Linked DNA regions of Homo sapiens: region 2 is linked to region 1. A link is a loop called in an ENCODE intact Hi-C map of the cell type or tissue named here. Cell type or tissue: heart right ventricle. All regions are shown on one strand. Links, peaks and the distances in the headings refer to the core of each region. The heading gives the core; the rest is flanking DNA. Region 1 has its middle 25 kb from the start of LINC01742. Region 2 has its middle 39 kb from the start of LINC01742.

Evidence for each region. Hi-C counts contacts between places; a loop is a spot of excess contacts. Peaks named below come from ENCODE experiments on the same cell type or tissue, not always from the same donor. Only the 100,000 strongest peaks of a DNase experiment are listed, where the experiment ranks them.
Region 2: a loop joins it to region 1, with 4 times the contacts of the local background. A loop is called at or near these places in 2 of 110 quality-filtered maps.

The regions. Positions count from the first base shown.
Region 1 is chr20:58,023,769-58,033,764 of GRCh38, reverse strand. No RefSeq gene overlaps it. Among named protein-coding and RNA genes, the nearest start is that of LINC01742, 25 kb to the right of the region's middle. In heart right ventricle, for the core only: a CTCF peak has its summit at 5,407; a DNase peak (open chromatin) is centred at 8,344; H3K27ac peaks cover 696 bases; H3K27me3 peaks cover 1,664 bases.
Region 2 is chr20:57,959,926-57,969,921 of GRCh38, reverse strand. No RefSeq gene overlaps it. Among named protein-coding and RNA genes, the nearest start is that of LINC01742, 39 kb to the left of the region's middle. In heart right ventricle, for the core only: no CTCF peak of the experiment used is centred there; a DNase peak (open chromatin) is centred at 5,538; H3K27ac peaks cover 3,022 bases; H3K27me3 peaks cover 2,686 bases.

The sequences.
Region 1 (9,996 bases), core at 623-8,622:
TCATTCTGACACAGGGTTAGAGTTGGCGTGCTTTCATTTCTGTGGGGATGTTATTCTGCTTGTTAGTCTATGTCAATGTGTTATAATCCACATGGGATTTCATCTTGGTGCTTTTTTGTTACTCATTTCTACATGAGATTATTTTTCCCAATCTTTGAGAAAGAGGTGTGGCTCCCAGATCTTCCTTTTCTGTTATTTCCATGCTCTGTTAAAAATCATGGCGGCTTCTTCTTTGAGAGTTCCTGGTTCTGTTCCCCATCCCCAACTTTATATGGACTTTCTTTCTCTTTCTTTTGTCTCTTCTGCTCCTGTCCTGGTCAAATTTGATTCTGCTCCTTGCAGTTTCTCCTCAATCTGGCTCCTACCTTGGAAGGGAGTCCCAGCAGGTTAATTTCAAGAGTTCATGGGGCCAGACTGCTCCACCCTCTTTAGCTCAGCCCATAAGGCCCTGGCATTCACTTACTCTTGAGTGGGCAAAACCACTTTCTGCTCAAACAGCTGCTCTCGATTGGCCTGTCCGTTCTCCTGTTGGTGGTTTTCGAGTCTCCTGTCTCAGATCCTTTGGGCTCCCTGTGGCTCCCCTCTGCTTCCCCCTCACAGACGTTGATGGCAACTGGCTCTGTGGTTGCCTATGGTTTCTTCTCACCTGCTTATATTTTGGTGTTTGTGGGAATATCTTTCAGAAGTTGTGACAGTTTTGCTGTAAATGTTGTCCATGGGTTCTTGTTCCAGCTATCTAGTTGCTCTGTGGGATTTGGGGAAATTAAAAATCTATGTTGCCATTACCCTTGCCATCTTCCCAAGACCCCCCAACCCTCCACCCACCCCGCTTCCACGTGCAACATGAGTCTTGCTTTTTTCATTCAGTCTGATACCATGTGTGGTGATGAACCGAGACAGGGTGACAGTTGGTGGAAGCAGTATATCCCTGCTTTGAGGAGTATTTTGTCAATGACACTGTTTAGAATTGCTGACTCATGGTAATAATAAAAAGCAGCCTGTGTTTGGTTGGTTTTATTATTAAAAAAATTATTTACAGAAAATGCACCTTTTATTGCCTGCACACAGGTTGGGCTGCTGTCACCACCTATCGTGTGTTTGCCATTGACATGAGTGGTTTTCAAAGTCATTAAAACATCCCTATATCTGGGAGCTTTACTGGCTGAGAAATATTTCATCATATTGATATCACAATTTTTTTTGCTCATCTTTTTTATTGCATATTGAGATACTTTCCAAAATTTTGCTATCATTAATAATGTAGTGTTAGACATCCATGTACACAAATCTTAATCTTTAATTTTGTTTTTTAAGGATAGATTGCTGGACATTCAATTATTGGGTCAAAGAGACAGTAGTGTAAGAGTAGGAGATCATGGAACCCTTGTATGTCAGGGTTGTAAGGGATACAGCCTTTGGTCCAGTGGCCCATTTTACAGCTTATTTTTTGGAAAAAAAATGAGTCTCAAAAAAGAAAAGAAACATGGTAAAATTAGAAAGTTTCTAAAAAGCATTGCTTTTCATTTCACTGTTTCTATTTTTGCTGCAAAATGCTTGCCCTTGCTACATGGAGAGGTGGGGCCCAGACGTTTGCTTCCTGTTGATGGCTGGGGGCACCTTCTCCTTGCTTTGATCAATAGCGCACACTCATCCTATCCTACTGGTTGTCTGGACCTGGTCCAAGGCTGTCTGAGTTACCTTGTGGTACAGCAAACAAGAGTGGAATTGGAAAAAAAGTTTACACTCAGTATTGAACATGGGAGAGGGAGCACCACACTGAGGACATACGTTATGACTTACAGCTCTTCTCCTTAGATCTTAGGACACGTGTATTGATCATTCCGGCTGTATTTAATTCCCTTGAATGATTGTGCCATATTATCTCACACTGTGTCCTCCTTTTCAAAATAACTGAACACTCTTTTCTGATCTCCGTGTTTGTACCTGATGACTTAAGTTGTTCCTGTGACAGATGTTTAGTTTTCTTGTACCAGGTGGATTCATCAGTGCACATCTTGTACTTTCTGATTACAATTCTGCAATTGCAAACAATGCAGCAATGGACATCCTTGAACTTACCTCTGATTTTGTGAAACCCTGTCTCTGGGGTTTCCACTCATGTCCCAAGGCGTGCGTATGCTTAGAGTCACTAGCTAGTTCTTGAGAATACCTGGCCCAGTTCCTACGCCACCAACAGCACATGAGGGCTCCCATCCCCCTTGCTATGGCAGCAGGTGATATTAAGACCAATGTTTGGCCAGGGGCAGTGGCTCACACCTGTAATCCCAGCATTTCGGGAGACCGAGGCAGGTAGATCACCTGAGGTCAGGAGTTCAAGACCAGCCTGGCCAACATGGTGAAAGCCCGTCTCTACTAAAAATACAAAAATTAGCTGAGCATGATGGCGGGTGCCTGTAATCCCAGCTACTCGGGAGGCTGAGGTGGGAGAATCACTTGAACCTGGGAGGTGGAGGTTGCAGTGAGCTGAGACTGTGCCACCGCCCTTCAGCCTGGGTGACAGAGTGAGACTCCATCTCAAAACAACAACAACAAAACCACAAACAACAACAACAAAACAAAAACAAAAACAAAAACCAATGTTAATGTTTCCCAGTGTTAAAATGTGTTCCTCCAAGGGGTACGAAGTACTAAGATATTGTCTCAATTTTCATTTCTCTGATTATTAAAGAGGTTGAACCTCTCCACACATTGCTTATTGGATACCTGTGCTTCCCCTTCTGGGAGAAGTGATTGTCTTTTTCTCACTTGGGTTTCCTTTTATTTTGCTTGCTGATTTTGCAGGAGTTTCCTATATGTTTTCATTTAAGTTTCATTAGTTTTAGATTACAAACATTCTCTCAATCTATCACTTATCACTATTTTTGTGATGTTCTTAGTTGAGCAAAAATATTTAACTTTGGTGTGATCAAATCTAAGAAATTTCGTTTTCTACTATGTTGAGGGCTTTTTTGCACTGTATTAAAAAATTTTGTTCCCACTCCAATGTCATAATGATAATTCTCCTGCATTTTTTTCTTATAGTTTCAAAGCTTTGCTTTGCCTGTAAATCTCTTTAATCCTTCATTATTTTGGGATGTGATGTAAAGTATATATCTAATTTTTAAAATCTATGCTTTGAATCAAGTTTCTTAACATTGTTTAGTATATGATACATTGCTTCTTCATTGATTTTTGATGCTACCTCTTGAGTCTGTTCCTGGACTTTCCATTTTGTTCCATTTTGTTTGCTGAAGGTATTAATTTCTATGACAGACCAAACAATTTAAATTATGATCACTTTGTAATGTATTTTAATATATCATATCTTTTATTTTTGCAATTTTGCCTTAGCTATTGTTTTTTCATGTACATTTTAGACTCAATTTGCTTCATCTCATTCTCACCCCAAATCCTGCTTTTTCATTTGTATTAAATTTATTGAAACATACAGGGAGATTGACATCCTTATAACATTTAACTCTTCCTTTCCTACACGACCCATCACTTCTCTTATTTATGTACTCTGCTCTTTGAGTTTTGAAATTTTCTCCATAAAGTTCACCTGTACTTTGTATGTTAATCTCCAGATAAGTTATAATTTTTGTCCTGTGGTATGCAGGGTCTTTTTCTGTACATTGCTGATTTCTCAATTAGGACATGAGATTGTGATCAACCACTCATAGATTTAACTCTCTTATTGATTCAGTTGCCTGGGCTCTTAGTGTTGATGGCACTACATCCTTCCTTTCCATGCAGATCAGATTTATCCAAGCCTATCTCATGGTTTGTTGGCAGGAAGTGAGGAGTCTGGCAAGAGAGAACTCACCCTATGGGAAGAAGGAGTTGGATACATTGACAAGGCTCTGGGCATCACAGGGACATAGATGTGCAAAGAGTTCTTCTGGCCAGAGGCAGCCTGGCACCAGGCTAAGTAATCAGTCAAATTTGGATTAAACCCTGCTTCACCACTCATCAGCAGTGTGACCTTGGGTTAATTACAGAGAATCCCTTTGTTCGGTTTCCTTACCTACAAAACAAAGATAATGATAATACTAGCTAATATAATTTTTTGAGGATGAGATAATGTATGCAGAATGCTTGGCTCTCAGCAAGTGCTCACTATGGACAAAGAGGAGAAGCACAGAATTCGAATATTGTTGCTGGAGCTTCTCAAATGCTGACTCTCTGAGAGCCTGTTGGTAGACTGGACAATGGCAGCCATGCCTTATACCATTTTTATTTGGGTTTGTGAGGCTGACACATTTTCTCTGGTGCACTTGACCTTAAGGCTGCAGCATCCAAATGGCACTGCTCGGCTCAATTTTATAGAATTGAGCTTCAAGTGTCTAACCAACTGCATCTGGGAGAAGAGCATGCTTTTCCACTCAATTCTGCTTTTTCCAATAAACCAGCCTTTTAAAAACCATTAAGATATCCTTTAAGGAAATCCATAGTCTTGCTTAATAGAAATGCCCATTTCCATAGAGAAACATAAACACCTATGTACAAAGAGCTGCCTCACCTAAGCCTCAACTCTTCTGAACTTTAATCCTTTTCCATTTTCTTCCTCACTTTAAGAAAGGGGGTCTTAAACTCCCAGAGTCATCAAGCGGTGTACGAAATTTGGCAAGTTTTTTCAAATCCAGAAACTGAGTCATAGAAATTTAGAAGTTGTCAAGCCCTGGAACGTTCCTTCATGGCCGCTGAACTAGCAAACATCCGAAACGATGTCACCTTAAACGAAAGTAGCTCTCCTGCTGTGTTCCCCCTCCCTTCTCTCTAGACCCCAGTCTTTCTCTTTCATGCCCATTGGCTGTAAACACAAGAGTTGCTGTTTATTTATGTACCTCTCTAGTAATGTGATGTTTATTTATTGAGCACCTGCTGCATGCTGGCCATTGGGCTGGTACTGGAATACAGAAGGAACAGGGAAGATGAGGTGCAGCCCTGCTCTCATGGGGCTTACATTCTGCTACAAGAAAACAGAACATTTAAAAGGGAAGCAAATGCATAACCAGAAATATTGACAATGCGATGAAGGAAGTAAATTTAGGGAGAATGCAGGAAGGCTCTCAGGGGAGGAGACACTTAAGCTGACCTTGGGAAAGCAGGAGGAGCCAAATATGTCAGCAATGGGGGCTGAAAGGGATTTCAGGCAGGGAGGATGGTTCAATCAAAGACCTTGAGGCACAAAAGGGGACTGAACTGAAGCCAGCATGTGGGGAACGACATGGAGAGAGGATAATGGCAAAAGATGAGCTTGGAGGATTTTGTCTTCATCCTAAGAATGAGAGGAGATCATTGAAAGACTGTAATCAGGAGAGTAAAGCAATCTATTAGTTTCTGAAAAGATCAGTTGTGGCACAGATGATGGGTTGGAAGGGCGAGTGTGGAAAACAGTAAGGCCAGCTAGGCAGGGGGCGCCATTGCTCAGAAGAGGGGACACTGGCCTTGTCCAGGAGCCAGTGGGAAGTGAAGGACCCAGGGTGGGTTTTGGAGGTAGAGAGATGGATTTGCAATGTCAGGGGAAGGAGCACTGAGTTGGGGGCAGGAACCTCAATTCTGTTCTTGGACTCCCAGTGGTCACGTGGAGGGACTTGGGCTTCTCTCACCTCCCTCTTGAACCCAGTTTTCCTGTCTACAAAACGCAGGGCTGGGGATGGATGAGGCCATCTCTACATTTCCTTCAGTCTGTTGCTGTCTGACTCCAGCCCCGTTTCAACTGGGAAGTTGAAGAGAGTCACCAATCACCTGTCGGGTATTGGCCTGGAGTGTTTGTTCAAAGCTGGACTTCATTCACATCTGGGTTTCTCTTGGAAGTTACTACAGTCCTTTTCCAAACTGTACCACTGAATGAGTTTCAAAAATATGGGTAGACAGAACTTGAATTTTCTGTGACTAAAAAACTAAAATCTCAAGCTGATTTTACTCAGCTTGTCTAGCTCTTAAATAATTCACAAGTGATTTAACATGCCTTTAATAAAGAGTACCCAAAGATATAAAACAAATCCCCTAACACAAAGCCTTACCATTCAGAAATGTAGTAAACTCCATGGCAAAATATAGAAACAATGAGTTTTAATCAATAATTAATATTAGTACCTATTGTACTCATTGTATGAATATTGGATTTTTCTTATTATTTGTATTTTGTCAATATACAGAGGACAGGGACATACAGTTAGTTTTCTGCTGCAGCATTCTGGGCCAGTCCCTCCCACGGTGCCTGGAACCTAGTAGGATCTCAATGGGTATTTGCTGAATGACTGGGTGGATTCTGACTTCTCTCCCAGTCCTGCAGAATGCTTGCTACAAACAAACTTGCATTGGGTACTAAGTGGGCCACTGGCAGCCAGAAGTCCAAAGAGATTCAACCTAGTCAGACTGAAATCAAAGGAGAATCTGATGTTCTTTCCCAATTTCCTCCTCACAACGAGGTGGAAGCATCACATCCAAGGCAGACAGCACACTCATTTTTGAAGCAAGGTGCCATACATAACTTGGGCCTTAGTTTTCCCAGTCTTACCACATGATAGGTGTGTTTTTTGTGCTCCATGAATGGATAGATGTATGGATGGATGGAGAAATAAATAGATGGATTTTTGGGTTGCTGCATGGATGGGTGGTAGATGTATGGATGGGTGGATAGATAGATGCACGGATGGATGGATGCAGAGACAGATGAATGTGTGCATGCATGGGTGCTTGGATGTATGTATGTATAGATGGATGGATGGGTGAGTATATGGATGGGAAGATGGACAGATGCATGGATGGATGGATGCATGGATGGATAGATGAGTGGATGAATGGATGGGTGGGCAAATGGATGAATAGAATTGCTGCATGAACAGCCTTTTTGTAAGAGGCATTTTCTGGAATTTGTTGGCTTTCTCTAAGGCTCTTCAAATGTGATGGTGTGAGCTACAGATAGAGAGAATGTGGTTTGCTAGATCCTAAGCAGTGTAGGATAGGGGATGAGGACTCAAACCAGAGGGCTGGGGCCAGTCAGTCTGCAAGTGGCATGTATTTTCATCAAATTAGTTGTCAACCTTAAAAGTGAGGTTATGTCCTGAAAATCCAGATTGCTGATCTCTCCTGGAAAACTTTTAAGCTGTGACCTCACTGGGCCCACATTTCTGCCCAGAAACAAGTGGCTAGAGCTGGATGAAGGATGTCTTCTCTGGGGGTCTGTGGGCTGCCCACTTCCCCTCTATGGCCACCTCCTTCCCTCCCTCGTTTTTTATCCACAACAGAATTAGCCCCCCATGGAGTGGCGGGTTTGGGGTCAGAAGGCTCTGGGTCCAAGTCTAATCCCATCATATTTCCTGTGTGTCCTTAGGTGAGTCATTTCCCCTCCTCTTTTGGGGCAAGTGGAAGAGAACAGGCAGCATTAGAATCAGATTTTGCCAAAGTGTATTTCTCTTGCTGGTTACTTGTCCTTGCTTTGCCACAAATTCTTCATCTGTAATGTGACAGCAATGACAATGGCATGCATTATGATTTTAAAGCATGTTGAGTTCTTTATATATATTAGCTTGCAGTCATCCGTTGAGATTGGCAGGCTTATATCCCTATTTTATTTTATTTTATTTTTTTTGAGATGGAGTCTTGCTCTGTCACCCAGGCTGGAGTGCAATGCTGTGATCTCGGCTCACTGCAACCTCTACCTCCTGGGTTCAAACGATTCTCCTGCATCAGCCTTCCTAGTAGCTGGGATTACAGGTGCATGCCACCATGCCCAGCTAATTTTTGTATTTTCAGCAGAGACGGGGTTTCATCATGTTGGCCAGGCTGGTCTCAAATTCCTGACCTCAGACGATCCACCCACTTCAGCCTCCTGAAGTACTGGGATTACAGGCCTGAGCCATACATGCCCAGCCTGTTATATTCCCACTTTAAAAGGAAACTCAGGCTTCCCAAACTCCCTTCTCACCTAGCTAGAAAACAGGCCGGGAAAACAGGCAGAGCCAGGATTCAGGTTGAGCCTCATGTGCCTACAGTCCCTGTGCTGCTTCCTGCACGGAGCAGAAAGCAGGGATCAGAACATCTACTTTGGAGCAGCCCCCACTGCTGCTTATGGGACATTTGCTGAAAAACCTTGGGACAGGTTGCTTTGACCCCAGGGCCCTTTCTTTGTGGAACACCCCAATATAAAATATAAAATCTCTGGAATGTGGTTCTTCCTCTCTCATCTACACTCCAGTTGCTCTGCTGCTGGGCTGTCCCTTCCCACACAAAGGCTTGGGGAGTGCTCTGAACAGCTTGTCAGAGTGGAGGCCTGTGTCCCCAGCCTTGGGAGCCCCAGGGACTGGCCAGCATGTTGGATGCTGCCCAGCTTCAAAGTGCTTCCCAGCCAAACGTGTCCAGCTGACCATATTCCCAGGGTGGAGTGTCTTTCCCACGACCATACAGGGTCCAGGAGCAGCCTTGGCCACCAGCCCCCCTCCAACGCCCCCTTCCCTCACCACAGTCCTCTGATTTGTGACCTACTCCTCTTTGGACTTTAGGCAAATGCTTCTCCACTGGTCTGAACTTCATCTTCTCCATCTGTAAGTTGGGTGTTTGATAATGTCCCTCAAGGGGTATCAACTAGGGTGCATTCAACAAGCCTGTCCACCACGCCACCCCGAAACTGCCTCTCCTCCAGGAAAGGCCCCTAAATTCACAGAGCCTCCTCAAATGTTTGGTTACCATGCCCTACAGACTGCAAAATTACTGAACTGGTAAGCTCTCTTCTGGGCACAAAAGCCAGAATCCAGCCACCTAATGTGACTGTCAGGGCCACAGTAACAAGAGAAAGAGGACACAGAGCCTCTCTTAATGGGGCTCTCTGTTGGTGAAGCAAAGGTAAGTCACTTTAAAAAAAGCATCTGTGGCTTGAGGCAAAGTTCACGAAGACCAAGAAGATCATCTCTGAGCAGAACGCAGTGCAGAAAGTGCAGTGCACCTCAACTGCAGTCCTCACGTGGATGGGTTTGAAGGGAAGTAAAAACAAATAGCCCCCAAATACCATTGGTGTTATAGAAAAAGTCCGTACATGGTGGTGATGGCAGAGGTGGCCCGTCTGGAGCAGCTGCTGCCATGACGCAGGCTGCAGTAGGGGAGGCGCAGCCAGGGCTGCACATTCCAAGGGGTCAGTGGGAGCTGGAGAGGGGTGGGGGCCCTGCCCTCCTGGGCGCAGCTGCAGCTGTGGACTCAGGCATCTCTGCATTTTCAGGGGACCAGGAAGTCCCTCTCCCCCCGTAGGCTCAGAAATACCTGCTCCCATTGCCTGGCCTCTCCCTGCTCCCTGAGGAAAATTGAGGCTGAGCCCAGGTGCTGTTGCGACCTAGCTGGGTGTGCACGTGCTTGGGGGCAGTGCTGACACACCAGCCCCCTGCTGCCCTCAGCCCCCTCTGGACGTTGGGTGCCAAGGGGAGGCCAAGGGGGAGCTTAGGGCAGCTCAATGCCAGCCTGCGGGCACCCCTCTGCATGAGCAGCTTGGGCACCATGGGCACTGTGGATGGCAGGTTGATGGTGGTGGAGGCAGACAGTCTTCTGGGTGGAAAGGGGTGGGTCCCCGGTGAAGACTTGGGGCTGGGCTGCCAGTTCTGTGGACTGGAATGAGAACTTTTGGTGCATTTCTCAGACTCACCCATGGCCACCCATGGACAAATTAGTATGCACTTCCTCCCTTCTGAAACCCATAAAAGCCCAGACTCAGTCAGACTAGAAGAGATGTCAGGACGCCCTGCCTGTGGAGAGAAGCTACCCACTGTGAGTCTCCTCTCTGCTGAGAGTTGGACACTCGTTCAGGAGACCCTGCCTGTGGAGAGGAGCTATCCACTGTCGGTCTCCTCTGTCTGAGCTGTTCTGCTGCTCAATAAATCACCTCTTTGTCCTGCTCACCCTCTACTTGTCGTCATACCTCATTCTTCCTGGATACAGGACAAGGACTTGGGACCTGGTGAATGGTGGCGCTGAGACATGCCCTTTGCTCACCATGTTGTGGGT
Region 2 (9,996 bases), core at 813-8,812, 64 kb after region 1:
CTGTTTGGGAAATCATCGTCTGAGGCCCTGGGCCAACTACGGTCAGCTCCTCGGCTCTTGACGCACTTGGGGTTTCTTTCCCTATGGCAGCGGGCAGAGTTCGGAGCCCTCGTCCTCTCATCTTCTCAAAGCAGCACCCTTCAAGCTACCTCCCCTTCTCGCTCATTTCTCACCCCAGTCCACACTGTCCAGGAGTGAGTCTTCCCAACGAACTTCAGGCACAATTTCCTCTTCTCTAAAACCACCATGAAGGCCATTTGAAGTCAGTGATAAGATCCAAGTCTGAGACCCAGGCATCCACCTGCCCTCTCCATAATGCCTCTGGCACGCAGCAAGGCCAGCATCCAAATGGTGCTCTGGGGTTGCCTCCAAAGCTACCCTTGCCCATCTCAGTGGGCATCCCTGCAGGGCACAGCAGGGCAGAACCTGACCCTGGGGAGTCGTTTTGATGTCCCAGACCTTTCCTCACTTGCTCTTCCCATCCATCAGCAGGTGACATAAGATCTTCCTCCAAAACGCATCTTGGATCCCATTCCTGGACTTCATCTCCTCCCTGGTCCAAGGTCTCACCACATCCCAGGGGTCTGTCTCTTTCATCCACTCTTACCCACACCTTGATCTGTTTTCCATTCAGCAGCCTGAGCCATCTTTTAAAAACTTAAATTGGATGGCATTGTGACCAATGCTCCAATAACCCTCAGTGGTTCTCACTGTGACCACAAAGGACCCCCATGATAGGCCCTGCCTGGCTTTGTGTTCCCCACCCTCCCCTTCCTCCAACCCACTTTATTCCAGGCACATGGGTGGCTTTCGGTGCCTTGCCCACTCCTCTCTCCACATCCCCTCCCACTTGGATGCCTCTTCTAGCTGATCTCCACCCACCCTCCCTTTTATCCTCCAGAACTCAGCCAAAACGTCAGCACCCAGGAGGCCTTCCCAGAGTCCCTTACAAGGTGTCTCCCTGCCATTCTCCATGCCAACACTCAAGAATCTGCCATGGTATAATAATTCGCCTATTGCTTTGTCACTGTCTCTTCTGCAAGACTGTAAGCTACGCAGGCAGGCACCATGTTTATTTTGTTCAGCAGTGTATTCCCCAATATCTGGCATGTACTAGGGACTGTTTCATGGAAAATTGTTGAATGAATAAACAAGAGGTGGAATAAACCTCTAGGGCTGCTTCTCACTCCAAAATCAGAAAGGTTTTTACAACAGATTCAAAAACTTTCCCTTCAAGGGCTCCCTCCAAGGTCCAGTCCTGGATGCCTGGCCTTCATGTCTCCTGGAAATCTCTCACCCCACATTCCATAGTCCCGATGCTCCCCACAGGAGGGGCCATCAGCTTCTGTCAAGCCTTTCTCTCTGTTCTCTCTTTTGTTCATTCTGATCCCTTTGCCCGAGGTGTCCCAAGTCAGCATCTGCCTATGGAAATCCTCACTGCTCAAAGCCCAGTCCAACACCATCCCCTCCAGGTGACCTTCCTCGTCCCCCAGGCAGAAGGAATGGCTAACATTCATGGTGCTTCTTGCTATGTGTCAGGCTCTTGTCTAAGATGTTATACCCTGGGGCAGATTGTGTTTTTCAAAGAAAACACATTCCACCCCACTTGCTCTTCTAACAAATGTGACATTGACACTCCTCCCATTCAGTAGTGGGAGGAGCTTGGGTGGAGTGTTAGGGAATGTGGCAGAAATGATGCTGTGTGGCTCCCAAGACTGGTCATGAAAATGCTATGAGCTTCCACCTTGTTCCCTAGGATTGCTCATTATTCAAAGTGCCATTGAATTGGATATACAGTCAATTCAGCCTTTATTTTTCTTTGCCTTAATGACAAATCCACTGAGAAAAGGCTGTAACTGTGAGACCCCAAAGCATGAGGGCACATGTTCTGTAATAAATGTTTGACAAGACGGCCATCTCCTTCGAGTAGGGATGAACTGTTTCCCTCCTCCTATCTCAGGTTTTCTGAGTGTAGATGCTTCCCAATTTATCTCTTAATATAATCTCCAGTTACTCACTCCCCTCCTCCCAAGCAAGTGGAATGGTTTTGCAATTTAATTTAATCACCCACTGAGTTTCCAAAATTAATTTCCTGTTAGAAATAAATATTGTACTATGAATTATAAATCAGACCAGGCGGTAATTTGCAGACAACCTGTAAATTACAATTTCTACTGTTGTTCTCTACAGCAAATAGAAGAGGGAGCACTTAGTGTCCCCGAGATAAGCCTGTGTAGCCACTTAGGAGGAAGGTCAGGTCTGAGTGGACCTGTCATCCACGGAGGAAGGCTCTGGCTGCCCGGGGTCGGGGGGCTTCCCACCATTAGCTGCTTCTGCTCCTTACGATTCTGTAGCACCAGCATTTGGAGAGCTCCCCACTGTCTATTGGCCCCCCGGGGGTAGAGCTCTGAATGACAAGGTCCCTGATCCAGGACGTCAGCGCCTCTTAGTCGTGCCCCACATGAAGAGGCAGTGATAATAAAGATGGAGGGAAGCACTCACACCGCACTCACCATGTGCTGATGGCTGTTCCAAGCATTTGCATATATTAATTGATTTGATCTTCAGAATAGCCCTATGAGATAGGCTCTATGATCAGCATTATATTAAGGATGAGGAAACTGAGGCACAGAGAACACGAGTAACCTGCCAGTGATGGTGAGTCAGCAGGTGGCAGTGCCCTGTTGTGTGAGGCAGGCTGGGTCCAGAATTGGGGTACTCCTCATCCCTCACACTCATGTCCTGGCTGGCCCACTCTCATCCCACTGCCTTCTTCCCAGCCAGGCCACTTTCATCTCTAAGCCTGACAGCCTTCGAAGCTCCCAGCCAGTCTACAGCTTCTGCTTGTCTCTACAAGGGCCCCTCTCTCACCAGGGAACTCAGAGAACTCCTTAGAAATGGGAACTCCGGGTGAAAAATCCCAGGACTGCCTCGTGCTCTTAGGATGAATGACACAACACCCTTGCCTCCAGACAACTACCAGGTGGGCAGGAAAGATGGAAGCTCTCAGCACCGGCAAGCTGGGCCCCTGACAGAGGTTGTTCACTGTGCCTTCTTACAGAGAAATGATGACCTCATAGGTTGCACTGGGGGTGGGAATGAAAAGATCCTGGGAAGGGCACGTGTCTGTGTTTCTCTGGTGAGCAAACCACTTGCAAATCCATGAGGCAAAGTCCCAGCATCCATTCAATATCCATTTAGCAAAGTTGTTATTGACTAAAAGCTAAGCCATCGAAAGTGGGGTGACTCCATGGTGAGTGGCACAAGGAAGACCCTTGGCCCCAAGTAACTCCCAGTTCAGGAAAAAGATGGACAGTAAGCTGGCAACCCCAGTGCTGCACGGCCCACCCGTGCTGGGAGTGGGGGTGCAGGGCCGTGCATGGGCCTGAGGGGGCTTCTGGTGGCTGTCTTTTCCTCCCACAGCCTACGAGCCTGAGGAAGCTCCTCTCATCTACCCAACTTACAGGTGGGGAAACTGAGAGGTGAAGTGACTTTGCCCAGGTCATAGGGCTGGTGTGTGGCAGAGCCAAGGGCATCAGGCAGCTGGCTGCAGAGCCCATGGGGTGACTCTCATGAGTCCCAGCTGTTTTTTCCTGATTCTCAGTAAATTGTTGAATGAGAATGTCAGGTCAGCCAGCAGAGGCAGCTCATGGGGGTCCTGCCTAGAGTGAGTTCTCTCACCCACTCTGGGCAGATCATTCTTTCCTCCCAGACAATCTTTGGATCCATTAGTCTTTCTGTGGCAGGTTCAGAAGCCCAGTGCAAAATAGCTAAGAAAAAAAAGAAAATGTACTACCTCATTTTCACTAGAATTCTGGGAGAGTGCTAATTGCAGGCATGGCTGGATCTAGGGACTTGAGCTGTGTCTTCTGGATCATTCTCTGTCTCTCCTCACTTGATTCTAAGTGGCTTCTGTTCCACTTCTAGCAAAGAGGCTGCCTTGCCCTGCAGTCAGGGGGCACCCCAGCTGTCCTCCACGGGTGTCCTCACAGCTCCACACCCAAAAGGAAAAGCCACTTTACCAACAACAGCAAACACAGCCATTTTCAGAGAGGGCCCCAAATGGCCTGGCTGAGGCCAATTGCCCACTCCTGAGCCTACCACTGTGGCCAGAGGAACGGGTGCTGTGACCACCTAAGGCATTGATGAATGCAGTGAAAATGTAGGTTGATGAATGCAGCGAAGATGTAGGGCAGGAATGACATTCGATGTCGGCCACAAGGTGCTCCAAGCGCTCCAAGTGTTGTGCTGGAAGTGGCTTCCGCTTCACAGGAGGCTTGGGTTGGGCTGCCCCCGGGAAAACCTTGGGGTAGACCAAGGGAGACCCCCAAACCACCTTCCCACGGTTTTCCCAGCCTTGACCTCCAGAGCCATTCAGGATGAACGGTGGAGGTGCTTGTGAGCATTCCTGGTCTGGAGCAGGCTCACTGGGACGGTGTAGAAAACAAAACACAAAGCTGGCCTCCCTTCTCGATGAAATATTCAGCCACATTCCAGTATCTCCTCCATTCCCTCATTCCACTATCTGAACACCATTTAACTGAGAGGGATGAGAGCAACCCCCTGAAATGAATTCACTTGAAGGTACAAATGGCTGGTAAGTCATTCAGGTCCTTTCCCACCTGGCAGTTGGTCACCTGATGGTCTTAATGGTCTCTGGGAAGTGGGGTGTCAAGGGTGGGGCAGTGGAAGGAAGAGAAAGGAAAGGAAGGGTCTGCCCCTTCCTTTGCATGATGTAGGACCACGTCCCTTTCCTTTGGAGAACAAGGATGATTCTTCTGGGACTGTCATCACAGAGCCCGGTCCCTGTACCCCCTGGGATGGCAGGTGACCTGACCTAAGCCATTATGGCCCCATCCCTCTTGTCAAGAGGTTGGGCCAGAAACAGTATTCCCTGAAATTGCTGTGCTTGGAGACAGACAGGAAGAAGCTTTTTGTGTTGTTCCTACCACTGGGAGGACACAAACCTAGAATAGCAGGGGCTGCTGTCTCCGCCATGGGGCCGAAGGACAGGAGCCTTTTTGATGGAGGAGAGCCAGAAGCTGAGTACAAGTAGGTAGAGGCGAGAAGGAGAAAGACCCCAGAAGACAGAGCCTGAGTTCCTGGATCCAGCTGTGCCTGCAGCCAGACCTACTTCTGAAAAATGCCTTAAAATGAACCAGTAAACTCCCTTTTGCTTCTCAGCTACTTTGGGTTGGGCTCCTGTGACCTCAGTAGCCAGCTTGACTCATCTGAGGGTTGGCTGAGAGAGTTGTTACCATTTCCATCCCCACCTCCTCCTCTGTCTCCTCCTTCTCCCCTTTCTTCTTCGTGGGCATAACCACTCATTAAGTGCGTATTCTGATCTGTGTGCACACAGGCAGAGCCTCTGTGTGGACTGTATCAGCAAATCCTTCCAGCGAGTGTCCCTTTATCCTTCTCAGTCCAGTTCAGACAGAGCCAGCACCCAGGCCTCTGACTCCAGGTCCACGTTCTTCCCAATTCTCCATGCACAAGACAGTCTAGCACTCCTACACAGTGACCGGACCAGCACCATCCCCAAAGATGGGACAGGCTGTGGCCGGAACAGCTGGCAGTCCTTCTTGCCCCAGTTTTTTCAGTGCATAAATTCCCTTTTCTTTGCTTCTTTCGTCTGGCCCCAGGCCTGGTTCCCTGGGGGACAGGGAAGAAGCAAGTATTTCCTGGAGGCATACTTGGCTTAAGTTTAGGCTAAAAGCTTTTTTAACACAGAGAAATGGAAACTGCCAGAGCCCTGGGGTTAAACCCGTCCAGTCCCAGTTCTGTTGGTAAAACAGAAAAGAGAGCTTGTGTGGAGCTGTTGATGGCTGGTTCTCGAGAGCGGCAGTGGGGACGGCGCCGGGCCGCTGTGGCTGTGGGCCTAGTACTTGGAGGGCAGTGTTAGTGGGAGCAGTAATAGGCTAGTAAGGGTGGGGGAGCAGTGAAGGGGTGACAAGAAACTGAGAACCTCGGACCCCAATTTTTAGTGGTTGGGGCTTCCAGACAATGAGGTGAAACTTCCTCACTGTAGATGGAAGCTTTGTGCAAATCTCAAAGATGTCATGTTTGTAGATTTGGGGAAGGTTTATTTAAAAAATTGTGGTAAAATACGCACAGGATTTTACATATGGCTTAGGGTCACTAAGTACATTCACATCATTCACATTGTTGTACAACTGTCACTGCCTTCCATCAGAAGAGTTTTTTGTTGTTGTTGAGACGGACTTTTGCTCTTGTCACCCAGGCTGGAGTGCAGTGGTGCCATGTCAGCTCACTGCACCATCCATCTCCTGGCCTTAAGCAATTCTCCTGCCTCAGCCTCCCTAGTAGCTGGGATTACAGGTGCCCACCACTACGCCTGGCTAATTTTTGTATTTTTAGTAGAGATGGCGTTTCACCATGTTGGCCAGGCTGGTCTCAAACTCCTGACCTTTAGGTGTTTTGCCCTCCTCGGCTTCCCGCAGTGCTGGGATTATAGGCGTGAGCCACTGTTCCTGGCCTAGTAGAACGTTTTCATCACCACGAATTGAAATTTGGCCTGGCTTGAATACCTCCCCGTTCCCCCTCCCCCAAGCCCTTGGCAACCTCCATTCTACTTCCCGTCTCTGTGACTCCGGCCACTTTAGGTGCCTCCTCCAAGCAGAATTATCCCGTCTGTCCTTTCATGAGTGGCTTATTTTGCTTAGCCTAATGTCCTCAAGGTTTGTCCATGTTGCAGCAGGTAACTCTTTCTAAGCCCTCCCAGCTGACATGTGTAGGCAGAGTATTCTGAACTTTCCAAAAACATGCCTGGGCCTTTCTGATCTCATGATATAGGATCAATCATTTCTTGGCCTAAGAAACCCATGAAGATGATTTGCTCATTTAAGGACCAAACAGAATGATTACGGTGTATTTAGAGTGGGGAACAGCCACATTCTTGAAGGATGAACATTCAGAGCTGACAATGTGACAGATTTTCACTTATGCCACCAGAAACAAGCTCTGAGCTTCTAAGGAGAAATTCCTAGCTCTGGTGACACTAACATTAATTGGCCAGTTTTATGTAACTTTTATTGTAACAACAATAAAAGTTTTAGAAACTTCTTAAAATCTCCAGCCTGCAGATCTTTGCTCTATGGTTGATGCCGGCATCTTCCTAGGACTCCCCTTCCGGCTAGGTTCTTATCAACAGCTCTGGGCAGCATCCTGATCTTTGGTGAGTTCTGACACGCTGGTTTGTTTTAAATGCTGTCCAGCCACGCTTCTCACAGCACCTCACGTCTAACACATCAACAACCTCTGAGTGACTTGACCTGGATCTGACTCCACTCTGGGTCCTGTCCCAAAGCAGAATTTCTGAGCTAAAAGAGGATCCTTGCAGAAAGGCAGGACGTCAGGCACAGGCTCCTGCAGTCTCTCCCGGGGGTCCACCATCCTTCCAGTCTTTTCTTGGTGGAACTTTCTCTCCCTGCTCAATGCTTCTAATTGGAAAGGAACGGCACATATATATACATAAATATAGACGTATATATACATGTGTGGATTATACAGGCAGGTGGATTGCCTGAGGTCAGAAGTTCGAGACCAGCCTCAAACTTCTGACCATACGTATATATGTATGTGTGTGTGTGTGTGTGTATATATATATATATATATACACATATATATGTATATATATGTGTATATATGTATATATATGTATATATATGTATATATAGATGTATATATATGTATATATATATACACACACACACACACACACACACACACACACACACATATATATATATTTTTTGGAGACAGAGTTTTGCTCTTGTTGCCTATGCTGGAGTTCAGTGGCATGATCTCAGCTCACTGCAACCTCCGCCTCCCAGGTTCAAGTGATTCTCCTGCCTGGGATTACAGGCACCTGCCACCACACCTGGCTAATTTTTGTATTTTTAGTAGAGACAGGGTTTCATCATGTTGGCCAGGCTGGCCTCGAACTCCTGACCTCAGGTGATCCACCCGCCTTGGCCTCCCAAAGTGCTGGGATTACAGGCGTGAGCCACCACACCCAGCCCGGCACATACTTTCTATATCAGCACTTCTAAGCGTGCACCCCATAAGCCGCTTACCCTGGAATCACCCCAAGACAGGACCCGCAGAATCTGCATTTTAAATCATCTCCCCACTAGGTTCTTATACTCACCAAAGGCTAAAGACCAACTGATTGTCTTATGCTTGAATTTTTTAGAGCAAACTTGGGTTATTTTTATAATCAAATAAAAATCAAGATAAATAGCTGTTTTCTTTCTTGTTTCTTTTTCCGGCTGTTTTCTTCCCTTCCTTTCTTCTCTCCTTTAGAGAACCGAAGTTAAGACCCTGCGCAGACATCACAGCACCTCGTCTACCAGACCTTCCGATTCAGGGGCTGCGTCTTTGAGAACTTCCTCAGGGGTCAGCTTTGGAGATCAGCAGGGAGGAGGGTGCTCACCCCAGGAAGCGGGGACGCTCTGGAAACCAGGCTCCTGGCTGTGGTCCTGGACAAGATTCCCAGGCTCCGGGCTGGCTGTCTGCACCTGCTACCTGTTCCCAGGGGAGTGTGGGAGGCCCAGGCTGAGCAGCACAACCTCTTCCCTGGAGGAGCCGTCGCTGTGGGGCCCCCGCTTTTGTTGCCAAGAGCCCAACCTGGAAGTCCCTGGGTGCAAGGTCAGGTGTCTTAGAGGCCAAGGGAAGAAACCCAGACCTCCTTTTATTTTTTTCTAAAGAGTAAACAATACAGCTAATCAAATGGATGAACTCTTAGACTTTTATAGAATCTTCTCAAGACAGTCTGCTCTCCAGGCCCTCACAGTCCTGGATGCAGCACGGGCCCTTGGAGAGAATCCCAGGCATCACAATGACACCGTTTCTGTCACACGGCGTCCTCAGCTCCTCTGTGCTGCTTTTCCCTGTGAGGTCCTTCCCAGCACTCAGCACAACGACCGGCACAGGAACCACCTGCTTTCTCTCAGGGTTCACCTCCTCAGTGTCAATGTCCCACTGCTGGACTGGGAACTCCACGAAGCCAGAGCCATGACTGTTTTATTTGCTGCTGTGTCCCTCGTGCCTGGCACACGGCAGGCCTTCAATATACTGTTTATTTACTAGCTCAGTAAAGAGCGTAAAATTCCCAAATCCTCTGAATTTACAGAATCACAGAATGCAGTCACTCCACTTTTCTTTCTTTCTCTCTTTCTCTCTCTTTCTTTCTTTTCTCTCTCTTTCTTTCCTCCCTCCCTCCCTCCCTTCTTTCCTTCCTTCCTTCCTTTCTTCCTTTCTTTTTGACAGAGTCTTGCTCTGTCACCCAGGCTAGAGTGCAATGGCACTATCTCGGCTCTCTGCAACCCCTGCCTCCCGGGTTCAAGTGATTGTCGTGCCTCAGCCTCCCAAGTAGCTGGGACTATCGGTGCCCACCACCACGCGCGGCTAATATTTTTGTATTTTTATTTTAGTAGAGATGGGGTTTCACCATGTTGCCCAGGCTGGTCTCGAACTCCTGACCTCAGGCAATCCACCCACCTCGGCCTCCCAAAGTGCTGGGATTACAGGTTTGAGCCACCTTGCCCAGCTGCAGTCATTACACTTTTCTTGAGGGCCTACTATGTGCCAGGAACTTTGCCAGGTGTGAGATCCATTAGAAAACAAGAGCCCTACCCAGTTCTTGCCTCATGGAGCTGAGTGATACTAGAACAAACAAGGTTTTGGAAACAGAGAGACAAGGGTTTAAAAATTCCAGGTCTGCCACTTACCTGGGTGCACTTGGGCAGCTGAGCACCAGGGCCTCGGTTTCTCCATTTGTAAAACAGAAGTGATGATAGCATCAACTTCCTCAGGTGGGTGGATTGGAGATAACGTCTGTAATGTGTTTAACAAAATGCTTGGTGCCTACTTCATGCTCAGTAAATTAGCTTCTGCATTACTATCCTAGGGCTGCTGTTACAGAGAACCACAGTGAACGCAACAGAAATTTGTTCTCTCACAATTCTGGAAGCC